3 separate regions of the Homo sapiens genome follow, and all the other regions are linked to region 3. Evidence: chromatin contacts called from ENCODE Hi-C or POLR2A ChIA-PET data. All regions are on one chromosome and are shown on one strand. The core of a region is the stretch at or near the end of the contact, and the rest is flanking DNA. Distances in the headings are between cores, read along the strand shown. Region 1 holds the start of DHDH (dihydrodiol dehydrogenase). Region 2 holds the start of BAX (BCL2 associated X, apoptosis regulator). Region 3 holds the start of CGB7 (chorionic gonadotropin subunit beta 7).

Region 1 (3,343 bases), core at 844-3,343, 120 kb before region 3:
AATATCCTGCCCTGTGTGAAGCTGGCCAGCCAGTTAGGAATTATCATGTCCCAACCAGCCTGGGAAACTTGGCAAGACCCTGCCTTGATAAAAAGTTTAAAAATCGACTGGACACAGTGTCTCATACCTATAATCCCAGCACTTTGGGAGGCTGAGGCAGGAGGATTGCTTGAGCCCAGGAATTGGAGACCAGCCTGGACAACAAAGTGAGACCTTTTCTGTACAAAAAATTGCTGGGCATGGTGGCTCATGCAGGTAATCTCAGCACTTTGGGAGGCCAAGGCAGGCGGATCACCTGAGGTCAGGAATTCGAGGCCAGCCTGGCCAACACAGTGAAACCCCATCTCTAGTAAAAATACAAAAATTAGTCGGGCGTGGTAGTGGGCGCCTGTCATCCCAGCTACTCGGGAGGCTGAGGTAGGAGAATTGCTTGAAACTGGGAGGTGGAGGTTGCAGTGAGCCAAGATTATGCCACTGCATGATCACCCCAGCCTGGATGACAGAGCGAGACTTCGTCTCAAAAACAAAAAACAAACAACAACAGCAACAAAAATTAGCAGGCTGGGTGCAGTGGCTCATGCTTGTAATCCCAGCACTTTGGGAGGCCAAGGCAGGCAAATCGCAAGGTCAGGAGATCGAGACCATCCTGGCCAACATGGTGAAACCCTGTCTCCACTAAAAATAAAAAAAATTAGCTGGGCATGGTGGAGGGCGCCTGTGGTCCCAGCTACTCAGGAGGCTGAGGCAGGAGAATCACTTGAACCAGGGAGGCGGAGGTTGCAGTGAGCTGAGATCACACCACTGCACTCCAGCCTGGGGATAGAGTGAGACTCCGTCTCAAACAAACAAACAAACAAATAGCGGTAAGTGGGGCACATGCCTATACTCCCAGCTACTCAGGAGGCTGAGGCGGGAAGATAGCTTGAGCCCAGGAGTACAAGGCTGCTGTGAGCTATTATCACGCCACTGCAGTCCAGCTAGGTAACAGAGTGAGACCCTATCTCTAAAATAATTAATAAATAAAACAAAATAATTAGCCAGGTGTAGTAGCCAGTAGCTACTTTGGGTCCCAGCTACTGTAGTCCCAGGTACTAGGGTGGCTAAGGCAGGAGCTAATTCCTTGAGCTAAGGAATTTGAGGCTGCAGTGAGCTATGATTGTGCCACTGCACTCCTTCCTGGGCGACAGAGCGAGACCCTATATCAATAATAATTATAATAATACAGTATATTTTACATAATAGACCATAGAGCTCAATGAATCCTCCTCACAACCCTATGTAGGTAGATGTTATCATGATCTCTGCTTTCCAGAATAGAAAAGTGAGGACCAGAGAGGGCGACCTCTTGTCCAAAAGCAATACAGCCAAGAAGGGGCAAGGAGGGTTTTGAAACCAGTCGGCCAGGCTCTGGGGCTCCTAACAAGCAAAGCAGCCTGGTTTCTAAAACTATAGCTTCTGGAAGCAGCCAATTCACAGGTCTTTACCTCCTGACTGTGAGACCTCCAAAAAATGACCAGGGATCTTGGAGTCTGTTTCCCCCTTTGTGAACTGGGGACAATAGAAGCTACTTCCCAGGTCTGCGGGGAGAAATTAGGAACGAAGAAGGTAAAGCGCAGAGCTGAGGAGCTGGTCTACAGGTGCTCTATACATATTAGTAATAATTATTAAGTTTGCTGTTACAATCCTCTCTCTCTCTGTGAACAACCCCTAATGATGCGTGGCTTTGAGAGCAAAAAAGTCAGGGCAAAGTTTTGCCACAAAGTCCAGAGGGCAAGACATTAAATCTAACTCTCAAGGATTGGTGTTGGCAAGAAAGCAAACCTCTCCTCCCCACGCTGTCCTTACCCCGCGTATCCGACGAGCCTAAAGTCATAGGTAAGAGATCTGTAGAAGCGACGTCAAGGTGTGGTTCCCTCTGTAAGGCGGAGCTAAACGGTGCATTCGCCCAGCGGGGAAGCTAGAACTAAATGACCGCTCTGCCGACTGGAGCCAACGAGAATCGGCGTAGGCGCAATACGGGCGGAGGATGGGGACCCGCCCCCGGGGTGGGCGGGGCGTCAGGTACTTAATTCGCGCCTGGAGGGACCGAAGGTGCCGAGGGCTCCGCATCGCAACCATGGCGCTGCGCTGGGGCATCGTGTCTGTCGGCCTCATCTCCAGCGACTTCACAGCCGTGCTGCAGACGCTGCCTCGCTCTGAGCACCAGGTCTGCCCGCCCTCCGGATTCTGGGGAAGAGGAGGCGGGGGGCGGGACTCCAGAGTCTAAAGGAGGAGGGAGTTTAGGGTTCAGGACTAGTGAGTGGGTCGTCATTGCAGTGAAACGTCTGTTTCCTTGCTACCTCCTTCTCCATCTCTGTTCTGCAAACCTGTGGGGAAAAGAAAGATCAGATTGTTACTGTGTCTACGTAGAAAATGAAGACATAAGAAACTCCATTTTGAACTGTACTAAGAAAAATTGTTTCTGCTTTGAGATGCTATTAACCTGTAACTTTAGCCCCAACCGTGTGCTCACAGAAACATGTCCTGTATTGAATCAAAGTTTAATGGATTTAGGGCTTTGCAGGATGTGCCTTGTTAACAATATGTTTGCAGGCAGTATGCTTGGTAAAAGTCATCGCCATTCTCCATTCTCTATTAACCAGGGGCACATTGCACTGCGGAAAGCCGCAGGGACCTCTGCCCAAGAAAGCCTGGGTATTGTCCAGGGTTTCCCCCCACTGAGAAAGCCTGAGATATGGCCTCGTGGGAAAGGAAGACCTTACATCCCCTAGCCCGACACCAGTAAAGGGTCTGTGCTGAGGAGGAGTAGTGAAAGAGGGAGGCCTCTCTGCAGTTGAGATAAGAGGAAGGCTTCTGTCTCCTGCTCTCCCTGGGAATGGACTGTCTCAGTGTAAAGCGGACCATTCCCATTCCTTCTATTCTGAGATAGGAGAAAACCTACCTGTGGCTGGAGGCGAGATATGCTGGCAGTGATACTGCTCTGTTACTCTTTGCTACACTGAGATGTTTGTGTAAAGTGAAACATAAATCTAGCCTACGTGCACATCCGGTCACAGCACCTTTCCTTGAACTTATTCATGATACAGATTCCTTTTCTACATAGACACAGTAACAATCTGATCTCTCTTTCTTTTCCCCACACAAACCTGAGTGTCTTGAGGTTTGGAAAGGCCTTGATGTAAGCTACTATGAAGATAATTTCAATATTGGGGGATTTAATAACGGCTTTCCCCCAGATCTCTCTTTCCCAGGGCCCAAATGTCCAGCCCCCGTCATCTCTTCCCCCAGGACCACGTCTCCCCTTCCCCTGGCCAGAGCCTCCTCCTTTGCCTCCCTTCCACCC
Region 2 (3,220 bases), core at 1-2,500, 100 kb before region 3:
CAGGAGCTTGAGACCAGCCTGACCAACATAGTGAAACCCCATCTTTACTAAAAATACAAAATTAGCTGGGCGTGGTGTCGCATGCCTGCAATTCCAGCTACTTGGGAGGCTGAGGCAGGAGAATTGCTTGAACCCGGAGGCAGAGGTTGCAGTAAGCCGAGATCGTGCCATTGCACTCCATCCTGGGCAACAAGAGCAAAACTCCGTCTCAAAATAATAATAATAATAATAATAATAATAATAATAATAATGTGTATACCCATGTAAACACCATTCAGATAAAAATATGGCATATTTGGGGCACCCGGGGAGTGTCTCTTGTGGCCCCTCCCCTCCATACCCTGCTGATCTATCAGCACAGATTAGTTTCTGCCACTTTTTAAACTTCATATTCCTTTTCTTTTTACACAAACACAAACATTCGAGTCATGACTGGGTGGGGTGGCTCAAGCCTGTAATCTCAGCACTTTGGGAGGCCAAGGTGCGAGGATCGCTTGAGTCTGGGAGTTCAGAGACCAGCCTGGGCAACATAGAGAGACCTCATCTCCACATAAAAAGTTTTAAAAATTAACCAGGGGCGGTGTAGTCCCAGCTACTCAGGAGGCTGAGGTGGGAGGCTTCAGCCCGGGAATTCCAGACTGCAGTGAGCCATGATTGGGCCACTGCACTCCAGCCTGGGCAACACAGTGAGACCCTGTCTCAAAAAAAAAAAAAAAAAAAACAGGAAAAAACAAACAAACAGAAAAGCAGGCCTGGCGCGGTAGCTCATGCCTGTAATCCCAGCGCTTTGGAAGGCTGAGACGGGGTTATCTCTTGGGCTCACAAGTTAGAGACAAGCCTGGGCGTGGGCTATATTGCTAGATCCAGGTCTCTGCAAAAAACAAAACCACTCAGTTTTTAGTCATCTATAACGTCCTGCCTGGAAGCATGCTATTTTGGGCCTCTGAGCTTTTGCACTTGCTAATTCCTTCTGCGCTGGGGAGAGCTCAAACCCTGCCCGAAACTTCTAAAAATGGTGCCTGGATAAATGAAGGCATTAGAGCTGCGATTGGACGGACGGCTGTTGGACGGCGCCACTGCTGGCACTTATCGGGAGATGCTCATTGGACAGTCACGTGACGGGACCAAACCTCCCGAGGGAGCGAGGCAGGTGCGGTCACGTGACCCGGCGGCGCTGCGGGGCAGCGGCCATTTTGCGGGGCGGCCACGTGAAGGACGCACGTTCAGCGGGGCTCTCACGTGACCCGGGCGCGCTGCGGCCGCCCGCGCGGACCCGGCGAGAGGCGGCGGCGGGAGCGGCGGTGATGGACGGGTCCGGGGAGCAGCCCAGAGGCGGGGGTGAGGCGGGAGGCAGACGGGCGGGAGGAGGGCGAGCCCCCTCGCCGGCCCGTCCGGGATCCTTCCTACCGGCCTGGGGCTGTGCGATCTCCAAGCACTGAGGGGCAGAAACTCCCGGATCGGGCGCTGCCAGCCTCCAGTCCCCTCCGTCCTCGGAGGTTCCTGGCTCTCTGATCCCCGTGTCCCGATCCCTGCCTCTCTGGCGCTCTCGGACCCTCGAGAACCAGGGGATCTCGGAAGCCAAGCCCCCGGGCAGGCCCGGGCTTGTCGCCCGCACCACTTCCTGCCTCTGGCACTGGTGGGAGGGGCGGGTCTCGCCTCTGCCCCCTCAGGCCAGGGGTCTGGATGCATATAGCGTTCCCCTAGCCTCTTTCCCCGGGGAGAATGTAGGATACAGGCCCAGCCTCCTGGCCTTTCTCCATCAGGGACTCAGTTGTCTGGGCCCCCCCGTCACTTTATCTGCTAGGGTCCCAGAAGTCCAGGGTCCCCAGCTCTGTCCTCCCTCAGGGGCCGTGAGTCTCCACAGTCTCCTGATCCCCTAGAACCCAAGAGTCCAGGTACCTCTTCCCTTCCTTTCTCCTCTAGGGCCCACCAGCTCTGAGCAGATCATGAAGACAGGGGCCCTTTTGCTTCAGGGGTGAGTTTGAGGTCTGATTATTGTGGCACAGATTTGAGGAGTGACACCCCGTTCTGATTCTGCACCCTCACTCCATCCCCACTCTAGTTTCATCCAGGATCGAGCAGGGCGAATGGGGGGGGAGGCACCCGAGCTGGCCCTGGACCCGGTGCCTCAGGATGCGTCCACCAAGAAGCTGAGCGAGTGTCTCAAGCGCATCGGGGACGAACTGGACAGTAACATGGAGCTGCAGAGGTGTGGGCCCCTGAGGACCCAGAAGTCCAGCCACTGGGCTCCTTCAGGACACAGGACTCTCAGCCCCGCATTCTCCTCCTCCCCTAAGAACTAGGAGTCTGGGCCCCACAACTCAGCGCAAACATTCCGGACTCCCAGCCCTCCTCTCTGCCAGGATCTTAAAACCCTCCTTCAGGGAGTCATTTTTCCCACCTTCCTAAATGTCTGTCTTGTCCCCTTCCCTTGTCCCCCGTTGGCCTGTTGCTTTTCATTTCAGCCTGGCTTGGGGCTCAGTCTCCTTATCTTTAGTGTGCGGTGGATGCGGGAATTTTCCACCATCAGCCTGATGCCTGCTCCCCGGCACTGGTTCTCCTCTCTCCTGCAGGATGATTGCCGCCGTGGACACAGACTCCCCCCGAGAGGTCTTTTTCCGAGTGGCAGCTGACATGTTTTCTGACGGCAACTTCAACTGGGGCCGGGTTGTCGCCCTTTTCTACTTTGCCAGCAAACTGGTGCTCAAGGTGGGCAGCTGCAGGGCAGTGAGCCCAGGGATGCTCCCCCTCAGATCTGTGAGGACCTGGGGATCGTGGTATCAACCCCCTGCAGTGGCCCAGTGACCACAGAGGGCATGGAGAGAGATGGCTGTGCACTGGGTGTCTGCTCCTTCTTTTATTCATTCAACAAGCATTTACTGGACCTGCTATGTGCCAGGCCTATACCTGGCACCTGGGACACAGCACTGTACAAAGCAGGCTACATCCCTGCTCTCAGGGAGTTCACGTGCAGGGGTGAAGTAAAGTGGGCAGTGTGATTTAGCAGAGTGGTCAGGAAAGATTTCTATTTTTTTTTTTTTTTTTTTTGAGATGGAGTTTTGCTCTTGTTGCCCAGGCTTGAGTGCAATGGCATGATCTTGGTTCACTGCAACCTCTGCCTCCCAGGTTCAAGCGATTCTCCTGCCTCAGCTTCCTGAGTAGCTGGGATTATGGGTGTGCACCATTATCCCTGGCTTTTTTTTTTTTTTTTTTTTTTTTT
Region 3 (3,564 bases), core at 1-2,500:
GGGCTGCCGCTGCGGGTCGTGACTCCAGAGTTGGGGCGTCTCTTCTAAGCTCCAGTAGGTCAGGTAGTCCTTGCGGGGGTATCCGGACGGCTCCGTCCTGTGGGAGCAGGGCGGGATGGTGAGGATACAGCTGGATCCTTGGGGACGAGTTTCAGACCTCGGGATCTAAGGAGTCTGCACATTCAAACTCCTGCATTTCCAGGCGAGCACCCCTTAGGAAGGACGCGACCGGGCACGCGTTGCCTGCGTTCCTGGGTCCTCGAGGTACTTAACGTCCTGGAAGCTGAGCTTTCGCATCCTAGGGAAGGAAACGGGGGCTTTCGCTTCCTTGCGAAGGAGCATGTGGGGGCTCAAGTACCGAAGGAGGCCCTGCCCTCAGATCCAGAATCCCCTCGAGCCGCTGTGCAGGCTTCCTGTCCCTACCGCGGTTCCTGGAGGTGACACTAAGGACTCCTGGGTGCTAAAAGAGGGAGGGGCTGGGGTCTGAACTGTGGTTGTTGCTGCTATAGGAGTCGAGACTGAGACCACCGGTCAGGGAATGGGAGCCAGCCCAGGGGCTCGGCGTGCACCGGCCATGGCGGGGGCTGTGCAGGAGGCGGTGCCGAGCGAGAGCCCGGCTTACTTGGGATAGAACCGAAAGTCCCGCGCCGAGGTGGTCAGATAGAGCTGGCGGCGGTTCAGGACGCCCCGGTCGGATACTGTGAAGGGTGGGCCAGACAGCGCGGGGTTCTTCGTGCAGGCGATTAGAGCCTGAGCAAGATTGGGGGAGGAGGCATACCCAAGACATAGATTTCATACCCCATCCCAAGTCCTGGGTCCCGAGTTCAGAATCCCTCTCCTTCGGCCTCGACAGCCATGACGGCCACGGCCCTCACACCCCGCCCCAGGGTCAGAGCCCTTCCTGCCACCCACGCCAGGGAACTTCAGCTTCCTTTCTCATACCCGAACCCTTCCCAGCCTCACCTCCCTAAATCCAAGCCCTCCTGCTGGTCAAGGAACTCAAATGCAGGCCCCCAGCCACCACAAAATCCCCCTGGTTCTGCCCCCGGTCTCAAGCCTTCTTGGTGTGGCCACTGGAGCTGAGCTGCATCTTGGGCAACAACTCCAGGTTACCTCTCCTAACTCCCACCCTACCACGTCTCAGAATATTCTAGTCTCCTCCCCACCCACAGCCCGCCGTCTAGCTCCGCAGCAGCTTAGGAGCCCTGAAGGCGAGTTTCCAGCCCCTGGTCCTTCTGGCCTGGCGTGGATGCCCAGCCCTTCCTCCCGCTCCTCTAACCTCCCGATCCCGCCCCAGATCCTTTAGCCACGCCCCAAAGCTGTGATTTCCTTCTGGCCCCGCCCCAGGCTCCCGGAGCTCCGCTGGTCTCGCCAGCGCCGGCTTCCACCCAGACACCTGGGAAGGCCCCCCGCGGTGGTGGTCCGAGAGTTGTGAGGGGCTGGGGCCCGACGTATTTGGGGGCGCGCGCGTCCGGGCCGGGAGAGCAAGTGTACTGCGCCCTCGTCTCGCTGCTCTGGTACTTTGTGGTCAGTAGGAGGGTTCAGCTGCGGTGTCTGAGCTGCGGAAAGGCAACCCAGAGACTCATGTGAAGGAGCAGGGGACTCAAATGCAGTCCCCCGCAGACTCCGGCGCTCCCCAAATCTTACCTTTTCTCCTGAATCCTTGATCCCCACAGTCCGCGTGGGGTCTGCAGGCTCTGGGGCTCTGGGCTGGGCGCAGGGCCCGCCATGGGTCTTGGGCACGTAGGCCGAGCCAGAGGTTGTCTCCCATCTGCTGAGGACCTCGTCGAAAGCCCAGATGCGAGAATCCTGCTTTGCAGTCGGAGGTAGAGGGTCCGCGACCGTGGACTGGAGAGAAGGCGCCGCACATCAGCTAGAAAGACTCAGGAGTCCCTATCACCCCCCACCCCAAACTCTGACCTCTTCCAGTCGGCCCCCAGCCCTTTCCTCTGCAGTCCCTGGCATCCAAATTCCCTGGCGCCTCCTCTCTCAGACCCAGGACTCCAGGACCCTCCTCCTTCAGAGAGGAGTCCAAGCTCCCAATCCCCTTTTCTCAGCCCCCATCTTTCTGGGTCCCCAGGCCCCGCAGGGCTTCAGCCTAGGGTCTGCCCACCTGCACCGTGGGCGGGGGGAAGGGTACGGGTGGGATAATGCCATGGGTAACGTAGCTGCTGGTGAGATGCCAGTTGGGCCAGGATTCAGGCATCTCGGTTGCAGAGATGAAAGACCACGGGGGGCCACAGCGCACAGCCAGGGTGCCACTGGCCATGGTTCCACCCCCTCCCTGTAGCCAAGCAGGAGCTGGTTTGTTGCTGTTGCCCCAGGTGACAGAACCCGCCCACCCCAATCCAGCCAATGAAAGGCCTGCAGGCACATGGATGGATGGAGTGATTAAGAGACCCAGAGACAGAGAGACAGGGACTCCAAGAGGGGCACAGAGAAACACGGAGTGGGGGATGGAGAGTCAGAAAGAGGCGGACAGAAGGGGATGGAGAAGTTCAGGATTTCAGAGACCCAGGGGGTGGGGGAGACAGAGACACAGAAAGAAGGACAGAGACCTGGGGGTGTCAGAGATACAGACAGAGACCCCTGCACTGCCCCCAGCACCTCAGGACATCCATGAGAAACACCCCCCTTTGCTCCAGGGTCCAGAACCTCCTGGCTGCTTCCTCCCTCTGCCAGGCCTGCCCACCTCGGGGTAACGATTTCCAGATGTCCCCGGGGCTCCCCAACCCTTCCCGCACGTGCTGAAGGAGTCAGCGCTGGTGTCAGCTGTCCTGCCTGCCTTTGATTTGGTTGAAAACTTCCACCTGGGTAGGCTGGGTGGGGAAAGAGAAAGGGATCTAGAGAGAAGTGCACCGGACCATAGCGAAAAAGATGGGCTTTGATGAGTGAGGAATAAATACAACAAGAAAGGGGAGAGACAGGGAGGAAGAAAGAGACCACGATGGAAAGGGAGCTATTAGTACTACCCAGAGGCGACAGACACTGGAAGTTAGAGACAGAGATGAAGGTGGCAAAAACGACCAAAGTCACAGATGGAAAACAAGGAGACGTAGAAACTGAGGCAGCCACGCCCCACCCTGCCCAGGGGCCTGGTCTGTATAGATGCGGGGAGAAGTTGCCTATGTCCTTTGCTCAAAGCTGGACCTGAGAGAGAGAGAGAGAGTTGGTGGGGCGATGGGTAACATGTGAAGGGCTATTGTGAAGGCCTGTGGTCTGTCCCTGGCTTCCCTTGTCACTTCTTCACTATAAACAGCTTTTGATCACCGGGCGCAGTGGCTCATGCCCGTAATCCCAGCACTTTGGGAGGCCGAGGCATGCGGATCACTTGAGGTCAGGAGTTTGAGACCAGCCCGGCCAACATGGCGAAACCCTGTCTCTACCAAAAAATACAAAAAGTAGCCGGGCGTGGTGGCGCACACCTGTAATCCCAACTAAGGCAGAAGAATCACTTCAACCCGGGAGGTGAAGGCTGCAGTGAGCTCAGATCACACCACTGCACTCCAGCCTGGGTGACAGAGCGAGACTCCATCTCAAAAAAAAAAAAAAAAAAAAAAAAAA

Evidence for each region. A loop is a pair of places that touch in the nucleus more often than their neighbours do. ChIA-PET counts read pairs that join two places held with the same protein, here RNA polymerase II (POLR2A). Pooled maps may share reads with other maps.
Region 1: a pooled map shows a loop between it and region 3 (3-fold over the local background). The contact joins the promoter of DHDH here to the promoter of CGB7 in region 3. A Hi-C loop is called at or near these places in 1 of 50 pooled maps.
Region 2: a loop to region 3 is called in a pooled map, with 4 times the contacts of the local background. The contact joins the promoter of BAX here to the promoter of CGB7 in region 3. A Hi-C loop is called at or near these places in 2 of 50 pooled maps. POLR2A ChIA-PET finds 5 or more read pairs at or near these places in 4 of 52 experiments (Caco-2, GM12878, K562 and 1 more).

Annotation. Positions count from the first base shown.
Region 1 is chr19:48,931,606-48,934,948 of GRCh38, forward strand. It overlaps DHDH (dihydrodiol dehydrogenase), which reads left to right and starts at 2,094. Exons shown (of 7, transcript NM_014475.4): 1 at 2,094-2,206. The coding sequence starts at 2,117. RefSeq lists an enhancer at 1,667-2,168.
Region 2 is chr19:48,953,625-48,956,844 of GRCh38, forward strand. It overlaps BAX (BCL2 associated X, apoptosis regulator), which reads left to right and starts at 1,251. Exons shown (of 6, transcript NM_138761.4): 1 at 1,251-1,338; 2 at 1,924-1,975; 3 at 2,063-2,209; 4 at 2,574-2,709. The coding sequence starts at 1,305. RefSeq lists enhancers at 930-1,498, 1,499-2,066, 1,516-1,725 and a silencer at 1,246-1,395.
Region 3 is chr19:49,056,499-49,060,062 of GRCh38, forward strand. CGB7 (chorionic gonadotropin subunit beta 7) reads right to left here and starts at 1,251. Exons shown (of 5, transcript NM_001385261.1): 1 at 964-1,251; 2 at 623-750; 3 at 1-97. It also overlaps the pseudogene LOC124904739 and a transcript of NTF4 not described here. RefSeq lists an enhancer at 1-531.